Linked DNA regions of Homo sapiens: region 1 is linked to region 2. The links are chromatin loops, found by intact Hi-C in ENCODE. Cell type or tissue: heart left ventricle. All regions are shown on one strand.

Region 1 (8,000 bases), 120 kb after region 2:
CAGACCTACCTGCTGAAGCTGAAGATGATGGAGAAGAGCCCCAGCACCATGTTGGCCAGAGATAAGGCACTGGTAACATCCTTCCAGGAAACCTCATTTATCTGGGAATGGCTCTGGTCATGGCTCAGGAAGAAACTGGTACCCTTACCTGGGGCCCAAGAGAGAGGGGCGAAGGGTTCCCAAGGTTAAGGAGTCCCAGAAGAGGCTCCCAGGGACCTGTTCCACTAGATCTCATCCCAGAATGGCACCCTCCCTACATTCTGTTTCACTGGCTGGACTAAGGGAGACAGGAGGTAGATGAAGGAGACTCAGGAGGTGAAGACAAAGGTGCTGAGGATCCAGCGTCTTGGGAAAGCTCAACAGCAGAGTGGGTGAACCAACACAAGCATAGTTTCCACTCCCTCTCTGACTGCACCTTTGCCCCACAGCACAGACATCCCTCCAGTCCATATGCTGACTCTCCTGAAGCCCCATGGCCCAGAATGCAGGGGGTATGGGGCCCTTCTCCCATCTGAGAGGTGGGCCCTTGTCACTGACGAAGGGTTGGCTTGAGAGAGAAGTAGTGCCAGGAAGCCCTGTTGTCCCACAGTCCAAGTTCACTCCTTCTGAAGCACAGGGCTGCAGCTGAGGTGCCTCAAGGTCCTGGTTCTGACAGGCCCCAGTCAGAACAGCAGGCCTACTTCCCACAAGGAAAGAGACGGCAGATTAAAACTGAATGTGTAGCCGGACACGGTGGCTCATGCCTGTAATCCCAGCACTTTGGGAGGCTGAGGCAAGTGGATCATCTGAGGCCAGGAGTTCGAGACCAGCCTAGCCAACATGTTGAAACCCTGTCTCTACTAAAAATACAAAAATTAGCCGGGTGTGGCGGTGCATGCCTGTAATCCCAGCTACTCAGGAGGCTGAGGCAGGAGAATCGCTTGAACCTTAGGAGGCAGAGGTTGCAGTGAGCCGAGATCACACCACTGCACTCCAGCCTGGGTGACCGAGTGAGACTCTGTCTAAAAAAAAAAAAAAAAAAGTGTACAACACTGAATAGTTCACAAAGATCTTTTCGCCATGTTCCCATCCCCATGTCTGTTTCTCAGATCCTGACAACCTCAGGAGATGGTGCTAGAATTCTCCCCTATTTTATGAATGAGGAAACTACAGTTAAAAGAGAGGAAGATACTTGCTCAAAGTCACATGGTAAGTAGAACCAAATCCCATCTGTTTGATTCTAAATCTGCTGTTTCTTCGCTGCAGGCATAGATTTCAGCAGGAGGAGGTGTGTGGGATATGGCAGTGAACGAGCTCAATGGCCAGGCCTGCGAGGCAGCAGCAGCCTCCCTGTGTGTGTGGGACCGTCCAGCCCAGGCCCCCCAGTGCTCCCAGTCTCTCCCAGTCTCTCCCACAACAGGGAATTGGCTGGCCCTGCCCATCTTCACAGTCTGTCTTGTCTCTGTTTTTACTCTAAGACCACATTTGTACACCTTACACTCAATCTGCTTGAGAAACTGAGTCTCTTGGAGAAAGAGCCCCATTCCTCCCCAAAACTGAGAAGCCCCGCTGGTTGGGGCAAATGTACCAGCCACAAATAGATCCTGCACTTGAGTGAAATAAACAAGTTTCAAGGTGTTCCCAGATCTGTTTTCTCATTTAATCCTCACCCATTTCAGATGTGAGGATTAATCTCACCTCCAGCTCTGCCTCCATCCAGCCCCTCTGTTCAGCCCCAGGCCCATCTGGTCTGGACAAGAGCTGAGACAAACCATGGTCTTTTCTCATAAACCTGCCACCAACATGCCAGCAGCTGGGAGGGCTGACTTGGAGTTTGGGACTAGAGTTTATCAGGGCAGCACTGCTGGGCTCACTGCCTCCATGGGCCAGCCTCACTCACCAAAGGTGATCAGTAGCTACATGGCCAGAGCCATTGGGATTCCTAAGACGTTCGTATGCCAGAGCCCCTCCAAACCTAAGACAAGAAGCAATGCAAGCCAGGGAAATCTGGGAAGGGAAGGGGACAAAGGACTTGCTGCATACTCCCTCCCCATGAACCCGCTGTAGTGGTCTCTCCTGGGTCTCTGGGCTGACCCCAGCAAGATCAAACATCCCACTGTCTGCTGCTCAGAGCCAGTTAGCAGGTGCCCAGGGTCTGTCTACCACCTGTCAAGCATTGCTGCTGCCTCTGTGCTACTTCACACTGGTTAATTTTTAATTAATGGTCAATTGTCTACTATATTATCTCTTTCATTATCTCCTCCATTCACAAACCACTTTCACATTTAGGATTTCCATTGGCCCTGTGAGCTCTGTCAGGCAAGGGTTCTTTTTTTTTTTTTTTTTTTTTTTTTTTTTGAGACGGAGTCTCGCTCTGTCGCCCAGGCCGGACTGCGGACTGCAGTGGCACAATCTCGGCTCACTGCAAGCTCCGCTTCCCGGGTTCACGCCATTCTCCTGCCTCAGCCTCCCCAGTAGCTGGGACTACAGGCGCCCGCCACCGCGCCCGGCTAATTTTTTGTATTTTTAGTAGAGACGGGGTTTCACCTTGTTAGCCAGGATGGTCTCGATCTCCTGACCTCATGATCCACCCGCCTCGGCCTCCCAAAGTGCTGGGATTACAGGCGTGAGCCACCGCGCCCGGCCAGGCAAGGGTTCTTGTCCCTACTTTCCAGGTAAAGCAAGGAAGACTCAGAGATGGGAAGAACCTAGCTCAAGGTCACACCAGAAGTGGCAGAACAAAAGTTACAATTTTGCCTTAAGTGTTCTTTCCCCTGTGCTCTGCTGTCTACCAACCAAGAGGACTGAACATTGTATTGGTTATATGCTGTGCCTGAGCTGGGTGCTGGTAGAAACCTTGGTCCCTACCATCACAGAGTTTACAACCTATCCAAGGAAATGAGTCTCTTGCATACATGTAGAGACTTAGACCCTATTCATAGTGGTACCTTATCTTACAGATGGGGAAACTGAGGTTTCAGGAGAGTTATGTGACTTGTCCAGTAAATGGTGGAGCCAGGATTTGATTTGAGTCTCCTCTTTCCCAGTTAAATGCTGTTTGCAGCAGAATGCACAGGTCCCAGGTGTGAAAGGATGTGGAATTGAGAGTAAGGGCTGTAGAGGACAACAGAAATAAGGAACCACCCACTCATTCAGCAAATGTTTGGCCAGGGGCAAGATGTGGTGCCTGGTGCTTGGGACACAGAGAAGATTAAGACCAAAGGACACAGTTTAGCCACAGTACCTAACCCTGCACAGAAAAGAGGCGACCGGGCTACTAATGGAGCACCGAAAAGGGGCTCAGCCTGCCACGGGGTGAGAAGGCTCCCAGGAGGGGCGAGGGCTGAGGCTTGGCACAGCACGAGACTGCAGGTGATCTGGTCACTCCCCAGCTTCTTGAATGCCCTCAGGATGGAGTCCAACTCCTGCGTTTGGTATGCCAGCTCTGCTCAGCTCTCCCAGCTTCCTCTCAGTCCTCCCCACCCTTCTCAGAACCTCCCTTTGGACTTGGGTTGGGTGGTGCTCCTCTTTGGGAAGCCCCTCTGACATCACCCCTGAGCACGTTAGGTGCCCCTCATCTGTATGGTCTTGTCTTCTTGTGCTTACCATGTGACACTTGGCACTCTGTTTGGGCACCGCCTACACTGGCTTTCCTACAGGGAATGCAATTTGAGTGCTGGCCGAGGTCCCTGTACCCAGTATGAGGCCTGACAATAGAAGTTGTTCTGTGTTTGTTAAATTAACATCACAGGTCACTCTGGTGCTTCCCTGAGGTCCTCTCGCTGCACCAAATCTATTGACCTTCCATCTAACCCTGCCCAGTGTGGCCTCCAAGAAGCCTCAGATGAACGCTCAACAGTCCAGCCCCTTCCGCATACCCAGCAACTACCCAGTTCTTATGGTCTTCCACTTACTCATTTTTTAAAATGCGGTTTATTTATTGCCAATGGCTGCTCTGTGCCGGGCCTTGTGTGTGGGGTGGGGGATGAGGAGAACAAGAGCCAGGCCGCACACTCCAGCAGCTCAGAGTCTGGTAGAGGAGGCAGCTGTGTGTAGGGACAAGTGTAATGTTGGACAAGGGGATGTGCAAGCTGTTGTGGAGAGACTAAGTCTGGGGTGGGGCAGGGGAAGGTTCCACTCCTGTGGTGACATTTATCAGGGTCTCTAAGGATGAACAAAGAATTAGGAGGGACATTCTTGGCCCAGGGAATGAACCGCAGGTGCGGAAGCACGATGAGGAGATGGATCCTGGGAGGGAGGGGTGACCAGAGATGACACTGGCAGGTAGGCTGCAGGGGGTGGTCGTGCGGATGTGACCTTGAGTGGCAGCCCGTGGCGGGCACTGTGGTGTTCAGTAAGGGAGCAGAGTCTTTGTCAGACACGGGCAGGAAGCGCAGGGCGGCTTGGAGGCGGCAAACTGCAGAAAAGGAAACCGGCCAGGAGACGGGGGTGGGGGCGAGGAGGGTGGACGTGAGGAGAAAAGCAGGGCTGTGGCAGTGGTGCTGCAGAGGAGACGAGAGTTGAATATGGCTCTGAGGTTTCTAACTGAGTGGCGGGGCGGCGCCTCCGCGGAGTGAAACCATCCAGGCGGAGCTCTCCAGCCGGCGACACGCGTGGCACAGGCACGGCGACGACGCCGCTCATGCCAGTTACAGACCCCCTCCCCTCCCAGCCCCCGCTCCTTTCCTGGAGGCTGGAAACCCTCCGACGGAGGGCCGGCCTCTGGGGATGGGACGTGGTCCCCTGGCCCACTCTGGCTGTCCCGAGAATGCCCAGGCCCGGCTTCAGCCGCGACCACATCGGGAAGATGGAGCCGGGCTGGTCGCCGACAGCACCCGGGCAGCGCCCTTCTCGCCCCTTCCACGCGGCCGCGGAGGCTCACCTGAGGGCTCACCCTGGGGACACGGCATTCCTACATGAGATGGGGGTCCGCCCTCCTGCCCCGTTTCCTGTGCGGTGGAGGGGGCCAGCCCTAGCGAGGAGCGCCTCTCACTCCCACCCTAGCTCTTAGCTCACAATCCTCAGAGCAGGGGAGGGGTTGCGGGTCTGTAGTCGGGGAGAAGGGCCTCAGTTTCCAGGGGAGCCCAGGTCTTGTAGTGGGGGCGGTGGGGAATGGAGGAGTCCCAGGGAAGGGGACGTCTCCTCTACCTGGGCCAGGCTGGGAAGGCTTCATGGTGGAGACGGCGGGCCCAGGCGCGTGGGCCCGGAGTGGGGCGGGAAATGCGCTGGGGAGGCGAGGCTGTGCCGGGATGCTGGGCCCAGCCTCTCCTGGGCCCCTAGAGGTAAGCTCCACGCGGGCAGGGCTGCTTGTACGTTTGCTTCGCTACTGTTCGCTGTGCCTATAGGAAGGGCATAGGCACATAGGAATACTATTTGGATGAATGACAAGCTAAGGAATTTGGATTCAATTCCTGAAGAAAAGTTTTTCAGTAGGAAGGTGACATGGTCAGGTTGTTTCAGGAAGACTAACCTGGCAGGCATTGTGGAGGAAGGATCTGCAATCCCGCAGGGCAGGAGGCAGGTGAGCAACAGATGGGATGGGAAGAAGGAGCCCCCTCAGGAGCCCATGTGAGATGGACTCCCACGGGTGAGAGCAGCGAGAGGGAGGGGATAAGAGCATCTCAGAGGTGACTATCTTTGGCAGCTGGGCTGACAAAGTGCTACAGAAAGAAACTTTTTGGTATTGGGTAAGGATTTCAGGCATGGGTTCTCAGATAGTGCCCCATCCTCACCAGTCCACCGGAAGCGACACTGGAGCAGGGATCACTGTGAGGACCCCACAGGAGAATATAAAAGGGCAAGGGAGCTAGAAGGTCAAGTGACACTTTGCCTCTCCTTGCAGCCAGCCCGGGAAAGAGGAGTTTAAGACCAAGCATGTTCTGAGAACACCACACAGCAAGTACTGGGCTACATGTTGTACAGACATTCTCATCATGTCACTGGAACTTCTCAGCTAACCTGAGGTTAGTGTTAGCATTCCCATCCTACAGAAGAGGAAGTAGGGGATCAGACAGCTGATTCTACTGAAGAACACACCATTAATAATTAGTGGAGCTGAGACCTGAAAACAGTGATACCAAAGTCAGACCTAGGGTGTGTGAGAAACCGGGCGGAGGCAACAAAAGGTTTGCTACACGCCCCAGCCTGAGTCAGGCCAGCTTCCTTTGACCATCCACGTGTTTCTCTTCATTGCTCCCTGCCATGTGGCCCATTAAAGTGGCAAATTAGCCAGGCATGGTAGCTCACACCTGTAATCCCAGCACTTTGGGAGGCCAAGGCAGGCAGATCACGAGGTCAGGAGATCAAGACCATCCTAGCCAACATGGTGAAACCCTGTCTCTACTAAAAATACAAAAAAAAAATTGGCCGGGTGTGGCAGTGCGTGCCTGTAGATCCAGCTACTCGGGAGGCTGAGGCAGGAGAATGCTTGAACCTGGGAGGCGGAGGCTGCAGTGAGCCGAGATTGCACCACTGCACTCCAGCCTGGGTGACAAAGCTAGACTCCATCTCAGAAAAAAAAAAAAAAAAGAGTGGCAAGTTAAAAATTGTAGCGTAATGATTATACCAGCTTACCTTTAAACCAAGTTTACATTCCAGCGTTAACACTTACCAGATGTATAAACATGAACAAGTTACTTTTTCTGAACCTGTTTCCTAATCTGTAAAATGGGATTGTTGTCAGAATTAAATGAGATTATATGCTTGACAGAGAGTAGAAGCTCAATTATTAGCATTATTAATCTAAGGATATGATCATACATCTATTAACCTGGACATCCCCAAAGTTTCCTTCAGGAGAGGGGAAGGAAGCAGGGTAGCTGAGAAAGATACCCCCCTAACAGAAGTTTCTAGCTTCCCTCATTCTGGATCTCACAGGAAGTACAGAACAGGAACAGTAAGTTAGGCTACTTACACTTGTGCTAATATGGTAGCCAGCAGCCACATGTGGCTACTGAGCACTTGAAAGGTGGCTAGTCTGAATTGAGACGTGCTGTAAGTATAAAGTACATACCAAAGTTTGAATGCTTAGTTTAAAAAAGAATGTAAAATAATTTCTTTTAGTAATTTGTTGAAATGCTAATAGTTTGGATATGTTGGGTTAGATAAAATGTATGTATGTATTTATTTTTTTGAGACAGGGTCTCACTCTGTCACCCATGCTGGAATGCAGTGACATGATCATGGCTCAAAGCAGCCTGGACCTCCCGGGCTCAAGCAATCCTCCTACCTCAGCCTCCCAAGTAGCTGGGACCACAGGCACATGCCACCATGCCTGGCTAATGTTTGTATTTTTTGTAGAGATGAGATCTCCCTATGTTGGCCAGGTTGGTCTTGAACTCTTAGGCTCAAGCGATCCTCCTGCCTCAGAGTCCCAAAGTGCTGAGATTATAGGCATGAGCCACTGCACCTGGTGATAAAATGTATTCTTAAAGTTAATTTCACTTTTTACTTTTTGATGTAGCTACTGGAAAAATTTAGATCACACATGTGGCTCACATTATATTTCTATTAACTGCATTGACTTGGATCCTTCACAGGATATAGGTGCAGAGCTGCAGATGTCCATCCATTGATTTATTCTTTTTTTCTTTCTTTTTTTTTTTTTTTTTTTTGAAGTGGAGTCTCACTCTGTCGCCCAGGCTGCAGTGCAGTGGCACAATCTCGGCTCACTGCAACCTCCGCCTCCCAGGTTCAAGCAATTCTCAGGCCTCAGCCCCCTGAGTAGCTGGGATTACAGGTGCCCGCCACCACACTCAACTGATTTTTATATTTTTAGTAGAGATGGGGGTTTCACCCTGGTGGCCAGGCTGGTCTTGAACTCCTGACCTCAAGTGATCTGCCTGCCTTGGCCTCCCAAAGTGCTGGGATTACAGGCATAAGCTACCATGCCTGGCCCACTTATTCATTATTAAGAGTGTTTATCATGCGCCAGGCACTATTTTAGATGCTCGAGACAGCAGTAAACAAGACAAAGACAGTCTCTGTCCTCACAGAACTTATAATCAGAGAACTTATAAACA
Region 2 (8,000 bases):
TTTTTCATTCTACAAGATATCGCACTCTTCCATTACATAGATGACATTATGCTAATTGGACCTAGTGAGCAACAAGTATACTTGAGACTTAGTGGTAAGACATTTGCATGTCAGAGGGTGGGAAATAAATGCCACTAAAATTCAGGAGCCTTCTACGCAGTGGAATTTCTAGAGGGCTGGTGGTGTGGGACATATTCCTTCTAAGGTAAAAAATAAGTTATAGCATTTGGCCCCTCCTACAACCAAGAAAGAGGCACAATACCTCGTGGGCCTCTTTGAATTTTGGATTTTGCCTCCAAAATGGTCCATTTACAAAGCCACCCAAAAAGTTGCTAGTTTTAAATGAGGCCCAGAACAAAAGAAGACTCTACAATAGGTTCAGCCTGCTGTGCGAACTGCTCTGCCACTTGGCCCATATGATCCAGCAGATCCTATGGTGCTTGGTGAGTCTATGGCAGATAGGGATGCCATTGGGAGCCTATTTAGCAGGCGTGCATAGACGAATCACAGTGCAGGCCTTTGGGATTTTGGAGCAAGGCCCTCCATTATTGGCAGATAACTACAGTCATGAGTTGCTTAATGACAGGGATATGTTCTGAGAAACATGTTGTTAGGCGATTTTGCCATTGTGCAAATATCATAGAGTTTACTTACACAAACCTAGATATTATAGCCTACTCTACAATTAGACTATTGCACCTAGGCTATAAACCTGTACCGCATGTTACTGTACTAAATACTGTAGGCAACTGCAACACAATGGTAAGTATTCATGTATCTAAACATAGAAAAGTACAGTACAAAATACAGTTTTATGGTTTTATGGAGCCACAGCAGTATATGCGGTCCATCATTGACTGAAACATTACACAGTGCTATTCTTTTGAGAGACAGCTCTTAGCCTGCTACTGTGCCTTAGTAGAAACTAAACACCTGACCATAGGCCACCAAGTTACCATGTTACCTGAGCTGCCCATCATGGATGAGGTGTTATCCGACTCACCAAGCCATAAAGTTGGGTGTGCATAGCAGCTCCCCGTCATCAAATAGAAGTGTTATATATGCAGTAAGTCCAGAGCAATCCCTAAAGGCACTAGTAAGTTACATGAATAAGTGGCCCAAATGCCCATGGTCACTCTTACTACACTGCTTTCTTACTCTCTCTCAAACTGTACCTATGGGCTCATGGGGAGTTCCCTATGATCAGTTGACAGAGAAAGAGAAGGTTTGGGCCTGGTTTAAAGAATGTTCTGTACAATATGCAGGCACCACTTGAAAGTGGACAGGTACAGCACTACAGCCCCTCTCTGGGACATCCTTGAAGGACAGTGCTGAAAGGGAATCTTCCCAGTGTTAGAACGACAGGCAGTGTACTTGGTTCTACACTTTGCTTGGAAGCAGAAATGGCCAGATGTGCGATAATATATTGATTCGTGGGCTATAGCCAATGGTTTGGCTGGATGGCCAGGGACTGGGAAGGAACATGGTTGGAATATTGGTGACAAAGAAATTTGGGGAAGAAGTATATGGAAAGACTGCTCTGATTGGGCAAAAGACATGAAGATATTTGTGTTCCATATGAATGATCACCAAAGGATGACCTCAGCAGAGAAGGATCTTAATAACTGAGTGAAGAAGGTGATCCATTTTGTGGATATCAGTCAGCCTCTTTCCCCAGCCACCCATGTCAATACCCAATGGGCTCATGAACAAAGTGGCTATAGTGACAGGGAGGGAGGTTATGTGTAGGCTTAGCAGCATGGACCTCCACTCACCAAGGTCAGCCTGCCGATAGCCACTTCTGAGTGCTCAATCTGTCAAGAGCAGAGACCAACACTGAGCCCCCGATATAGGACCATTCCCCAGGATGATCAGCCAGCTACCTGGTGGCAGGTTGATTATAATGGACCATTTCCATTATGAAAGGAGCAACATTTTGTCCTTACTGGAATAGACATTTACTCTGGATACAGATTTGCCTTCCCTGCATGCAATGCTTCTGTCAGCTACCATTCAGGGACTTACATCTTGCCTTATCCACCATTGTGGCATTCTATGCAGCATTGTTTCTGTCCAGGAAACTCACCTCACAGCCAAAGAAGTGCAACAGTGGGCCCATGTTCATGGAATTCATTGGTCTTGTCGTGTTCCCCACAACCTGAAGCAGCTGGCTTGATAGAATAGTGGAATGGCCTTTTGAAGACTCACTTACAGAACCAGCTAAGTGACAATACTTTGCAAGGCAGAAGCAAAGGTTCTCCAGAAGGCTGTATGTGTTCTGAATCAATGTCCAACATACAGTACTGTTTCTCCCATAGTCAGGATTTATAGGTCTAGGAATGAAGGGGTAGAAATGGGAAGGGCACCACACACTGATTCCCTAGTGACCTACTAACAAAAATTTTGCTTCCTGTTTCTACAAAGGTATGCTCTGCTGGATCCAGAGGGAGGACTGCTTCCACCAGAAGACACAGTTGAACTAAATTCCATTGAACTAGAAGTTAAGACTGCCATCCAACCACTTTGGGCTCCTTATGCCTCTGAGTCAACAGGCCAATAGGGGAGTTATGGTGTTGGCTGGGGTAATTGATCCAGACTACCATGGGGAAATCTGACATAAAAGAGGTAAAAAAGAATATGTCTGGAACACAGGAGATCTCTTAGGGTGTCTCAGTATTACCATGCCCTGTGGTTAAAGTCAATGGAAAACTACAACCCAAACCAGGCAAGACTATGAATGGCCCAGACCTTTAGGAATGAAGGTTTGGTTTACCTCCCCTCCACCCTCAAACCAACCTTGGCCTTCTAGGTTAAGAAGCATAACCAGCTGAGGTTCTTGCTGAAGGCAAAGGGAATACAGGATGGGTAGTTGAAGATGGTAGTTGTAAGTATGAGCTGCAGCCATGTCATCAGTTACAGAAAAGAAGACTGTAATTGTCATGAATATTTCATCCCTATTTTTTTTAAATAATGTGTGTATGTACACATATATTAAACAAATATCTTTGTTTCCTTTCCTTTCTTATCCCTTATCGTGTAACATAAGATGTATTGACTTTATACTAGTATTCTAAGTACTAGTATTGTTAATACTTTAAAGACATCTTAGTATTTTAAGTATGGGATATCAGAAGACTACACGTCACTCACAGACTTTACCTCCTCTTCTGGAAAAGGGATTACTGCATTTTTTGTTGTATGCAGGATAGTTGTATCATGTTAAGTGGAATTATGACCTTGTTATTGTCATTATTTGGAGATTAACTATGGTTTAAGGAGATACATATGGATGCCAAGTTCACAAGGGGCAGACTTGTGATGGTTAATTTTATATGTCAACTTGATTGGGTTAAGGGATGCCCAGATAGCTAGTCAAACATTATTTCTGTGTGAGTCTATGCTGGTGTTCCCAGAGGAGATTCGCATTTGAATCAGCAGACTGAGTAAAAAAGATCCACTGACACTAGTGTGAGCAGTTATCATGTAATCCATTAAGGGTCCACCTGAGTAAAACCAAAAGGTGGCCGGGCGCAGTGGCTCACGCCTGTAATCCTAGTGCTTTGGGAGGCCGAGGTGGGCAGATCATGAGGTCAGGAGTTTGAGATAAGCCTGGCCAACTGGTGAAACCCTGTCTCTACTGAAAATACAAAAAAAATCTAAGCATGGTGGCAGGCGCCAGTAATCCCAACTACTCAGGAGGCTGAGGCAGGAGAATCGCTTCAGCCTGGGAGGTGGAGGTTGCAGTGAGCCGAAACTGCATCACCGCACTCCAGCCTGGGCAACAGAGTGAGACTCTGTCTCAAAAAAAAAAAAAAAAAAGAGGAAGAAAGTTTTCTCTTTCCCTTCTTGAGGTATGACATCCATCTTCTTTTGCCCTTGAACATCAGAGTTCCTGATTCTCAGGCCTTCACACTCCAGGACTTACACCAGCAGTTCCCTGCACCACTCCCCACCTTCTTCCAGTTCTCAGGCCTTCACCCTTGGACTGGTAGTAATACCATCAGCTACCCTCATTCTCAGGCCGTTGAATTTGGACTGAATTGCACCACTTGCTTTTCTAGTTCTTTAGCTTGCAGAGAGCATAATGTGGGACTTCTTGGCCTCTGCAATCATGTGAGCCAATTTCCATAATGAACCTCTATTAGGGTTTTCAAGAGAAACAGAACAAATAGATTATATATTTGTTCTGTTTCTCTTGAAAACCCTAATAGAGGTTCATTATGTTTCTCTTGAAAACCCTAATCGAAGTGGTGAGAAATGGACAGCTGTCCTGAGCCCAGATGTAATAGCATCAGGGTTTGTGTTTGGCCAGGAGGGTAGGCTATTCCCTCTTCACTCCCAGAAGTCCACCTCCACCTTTACTTCAGACCCACATATGCTGAGAAAGGAGTGTCACAGTGGCTATCTTCCCTTGCTAGCTCCTCCCTCCAGGGAGGTAGGAGGGAAAGGCAACATGAGCTGTTCTTTCCTGGAGTCTGCATGGCTCCTCTTCTGGCTCTGCTCCTTTCATTTTTAAAAATTTTTTTAAATTATACTTGTTTTCTTTTTTTAAAACATTTTTATCTTTGATGACAGTACAACATGAACATAATTTCCACATTGTTTAAAAATCCACATAGCTCTTTTAATAAATAAAGCATATTCATGGCTTAGATTTTAAATCACATTTACAGATGAGAGAAAACTTCTAGGCCTAAACAGGTAACAGTGAAGCGACTACTGCTGGAAGGAGTGGTGTGCCACATGCGCCTTAAGCCTCAAGAGTGGGGACTGCAGGGCTAGGAACACCAAACACATCACCTCTAGGCCAGATGGAAAGCCGAGACCCAGGAAGCCCATGCAACCACCTCTGCCCCCTCCCCTAGTGCTGCAGAACCAACTGGATGCTGTGTTACTTTCAGATGAACTGGAGGTGGGTCCTGATCATATTACATGAAGCTTCCCACCATTGTGAATAATTAGGCAAGGCGTTAGTGTCAGAGGGGCATCACTGATAAATGCAAAGCAATATTGGGGCAGTAAAGAGGAAGCTACAGAAACATTCGCGTTTCTTCAAATATCAGAATCTTCCACATCATAGCAGGAGAGCTGAGAACGTGCTCTACCTCCTGAAGGCTTAGTCCAAAAATTTCCTGTTGGCTTTTGCACCAAAGAAGGCTCCCTGGACTTCTAGCATCATCTGCTGGGCTATGAGATCCAGCTGGCTTTCTGGGGTTTTGGAAACCTTTATTTTATGATTACCATTATAGATCTCAACTCCACCAGCTATGTCCTCAGGCAGGTAGGACTCCTGGTCGATTTGGACATCAACATTGTTTTTGGTGGCAATTTTGTACATAGGGATTGCCTTTTGCACCGCAGCCTTTACCAGAGGAAGGTCTTGTTTCCTGCAACGAACAATCATTCGGTGCTCCAGCAACTGGTACAAACCCTGGAGAACCAGTCCATCTAGCAGCACTTGGTACCTGGTTGTATCTTTTACCACCTTGCTGAGTCTCTGTTTTGCTTCATTTAGTAGGTCTGTGATAAGGTCATCTCTCGCTCTGAGGACTTTGAGCCTTGCTTGATTCATCAAATTGGATATCTGAATTTTCTTCTGCTACTCAATCTGTTTCTCTTTCTTCTCATGATATTCCATAATCTTTAGTCTTTGGGTTTCCACAAGCTGACCTTTCTCTATGTTGAACTCTTCTTCTGCCTTTGCATCTATTTCTTCTGCTTTCTCATTGGCTTCTTATTCAATGAAAGCCATCATATGCTTTATCTGCTTTCGCATGTCAGCATCACTGACAGCCATGGCAAGAGCAATGCTAGGCCGGAGAGCAGCAGGCTCGAGTTTAAGTTTGAAGGGGAAGGTGGGAGGATTGGGCAGAGGAAACCCCTGTGCAGATCTTTATCAATTTCCTTTACTTTATTAATTTCCACACTTTCTAAGCAAGCCTTGGCTTCAAAATGACCACAGTCAGGTTCTCCAAATGAGTGCAATTTTTTATAGATGTCTTTCCTCTGCACAGCCCAAGTAAAAAGTATGAGCAATTCTACTAAACTGAGTCTCAAGCCCAGACACCCCTCACAGCTTCCCTCTGAAACTGGGCAGTAATGCTTCCACCTCAGGAGTCATGCTGTCTTTGGGAAAATGCACTGTTTCACTGGGTGCCTGGCAGCATGGGTCTGTGCTTTATCCCAGTCTGCCCCTATGTCTGTGCTTTGGTGAGTATCTCAATCTCTATTTTTAGGTAGGTTCCTCACACTGTTAGCAGAGTAATGGGTATAACCCTGAGTCAAGACCTGGGCCTATCCTGGGAGTCTTCTGACCTGCTTATTCCCATGCCCCAGGCTCTAAGTGTCAAGAATTTGACATGGATGCTCAATAAATGAAAAATAAGAATCTTTAACCCAACCAACGTCATATATGGTAACCCAAACCTTCTCCAGTACTCAATCTATTACCAAGGCTCTAGGCAATCCATAATAACCTAGATCTAGGCCAAAACCAAATCACAGTAACCAATACCCTTCATCCAGTCTCTTCCTCTAGACTAGTTGCTCGTTGTTTTTTGTTTGTTTTTAAGACAGGGTCTTGCTCTGTCACCCAGGCCGGAGTGCATGGCACAATCATGGCTCACTGCAGCGTCAGCCTCCCAGGCTCAATCAGTCCTCCCACCTCAGCCTCCCGAGTAACTGGGACTACAGGTGCAAGTCACCACACCTGGCTTAGACTGGTTGCTCTTTGAGGGCCACTGGAACACTGTCCGCAAGAGAGATCAGCCCAACACAAAGAAGTTATCAATAAGCGTTTAGTGAATTTGACTTTTCCTCCTTACACTACAGAGCTACCACCTACAAAACCCTGAAAACACTTTTCCAACATTTCTTCTCTTAAGTAACAAACCCAGTATCCTGTAATCTAGGTTTTATTCATTTAGACAAGCATTTACGTAGGTCGCTGAAGAAAAGCAAGACAGATATCCCTTGCCTTCAACATGCAGTCACAGGAGAAATAAAGGACACACAATTAAGTTATAGTGTAGTATCATGATTCTTGGCCAAAAGAAAGAGTAAATGTCAGCAGTAAATATGAATGATAGAGTGAGGTAATACAAAGAACTTTGAAGTGAGAGAGGTAAGGTTGCCTACTATACTGGACATCTATTTTGGCTGCCTGCCATCCAATCACCCTTTTCAAGGAAGATTGTTCCTTCCCTACTCTCAGTCCATATGTTTATGGTATAGTTAATTCCACCCCGAACTCCAAGGGTCAACTTCTGACCCCAGGCATGACCATTAAAGCATCACCTTCCCCTGGTCACAGTGATTAGTTCCAGAATGGACCCATGACCTACTCTTCAGTGAGATGCAATGATTCTTTTGTGAGAACAATTAGAAGAGAGGCAGTCCATGTTTTAGCTATACTTTAGCCCAGAGGGATAGCTCCAGTGGTCTTGTACCACAAAGGGAAAGAAAGCCTGTCTCTGAATGGAGCCAACACAGTCTGTAGCTACCACGTCTGAGGCCGGACTTTTCAGCTACGTGAGCCAAAAAATTATCTTTCCTTAAGCTGAAATTGACTGCTTATCTATAAAATCAATCTATAATACATATAATCAGACCTTAGTAAAGTTACTTCGAAAAATTTAATTGTTCCCAAGTCACCTGGCTCTTTAGGGGGTTGGTCAGTCAAGGAAGCCATATGTTCAGTGGGGACACAGGTTTTAGAGCCAGACATTCATGGAGCTGATTCTGGCTTCTTAACCTTTCTAAGTGTTAGTTTATTCGTCTGTTAAATGCAGATAACAATAGTGTCATGTAATTTTTTTTTCATGTCTGAGGGCAGATTCTGTGAGCACAAAATAAAAGACTACTTACAAGAGCTTAGGTTTTAAGTTAATATTTAATTTATTAATTTAAAACTCAATACCTAGGTTTATTTATGTCTTAAAATTCAGTTCATAAGTATACTATTCTATCTGTAAGTCTATTATATATATCTATTATATGGA

The links. A loop is a pair of places that touch in the nucleus more often than their neighbours do. Peaks named below come from ENCODE experiments on the same cell type or tissue, not always from the same donor. Only the 100,000 strongest peaks of a DNase experiment are listed, where the experiment ranks them.
Region 1: a loop joins it to region 2, with 2.3 times the contacts of the local background. A loop is called at or near these places in 30 of 110 quality-filtered maps.

What each region holds. Positions count from the first base shown.
Region 1 is chr1:42,781,944-42,789,943 of GRCh38, reverse strand. It overlaps TMEM269 (transmembrane protein 269), which reads right to left and starts at 4,953. Exons shown (of 6, transcript NM_001354602.2): 1 at 4,862-4,953; 2 at 10-148. The coding sequence starts at 50. TMEM269-DT (TMEM269 divergent transcript) reads left to right here and starts at 5,049. Exons shown (of 4, transcript NR_133055.2): 1 at 5,049-5,261; 2 at 5,822-5,942. LOC107984946 (a long non-coding RNA gene) reads left to right here. Exons shown (of 2, transcript XR_007066036.1): 2 at 1,246-1,623. RefSeq lists an enhancer at 4,212-4,953. In heart left ventricle, no CTCF peak of the experiment used is centred here; a DNase peak (open chromatin) is centred at 4,453; H3K4me3 peaks cover 922 bases.
Region 2 is chr1:42,901,029-42,909,028 of GRCh38, reverse strand. It overlaps the pseudogene ATP6V1E1P1. Among named protein-coding and RNA genes, the nearest start is that of SLC2A1, 54 kb to the left of the region's middle. In heart left ventricle, no CTCF peak of the experiment used is centred here; no DNase peak of the experiment used is centred here.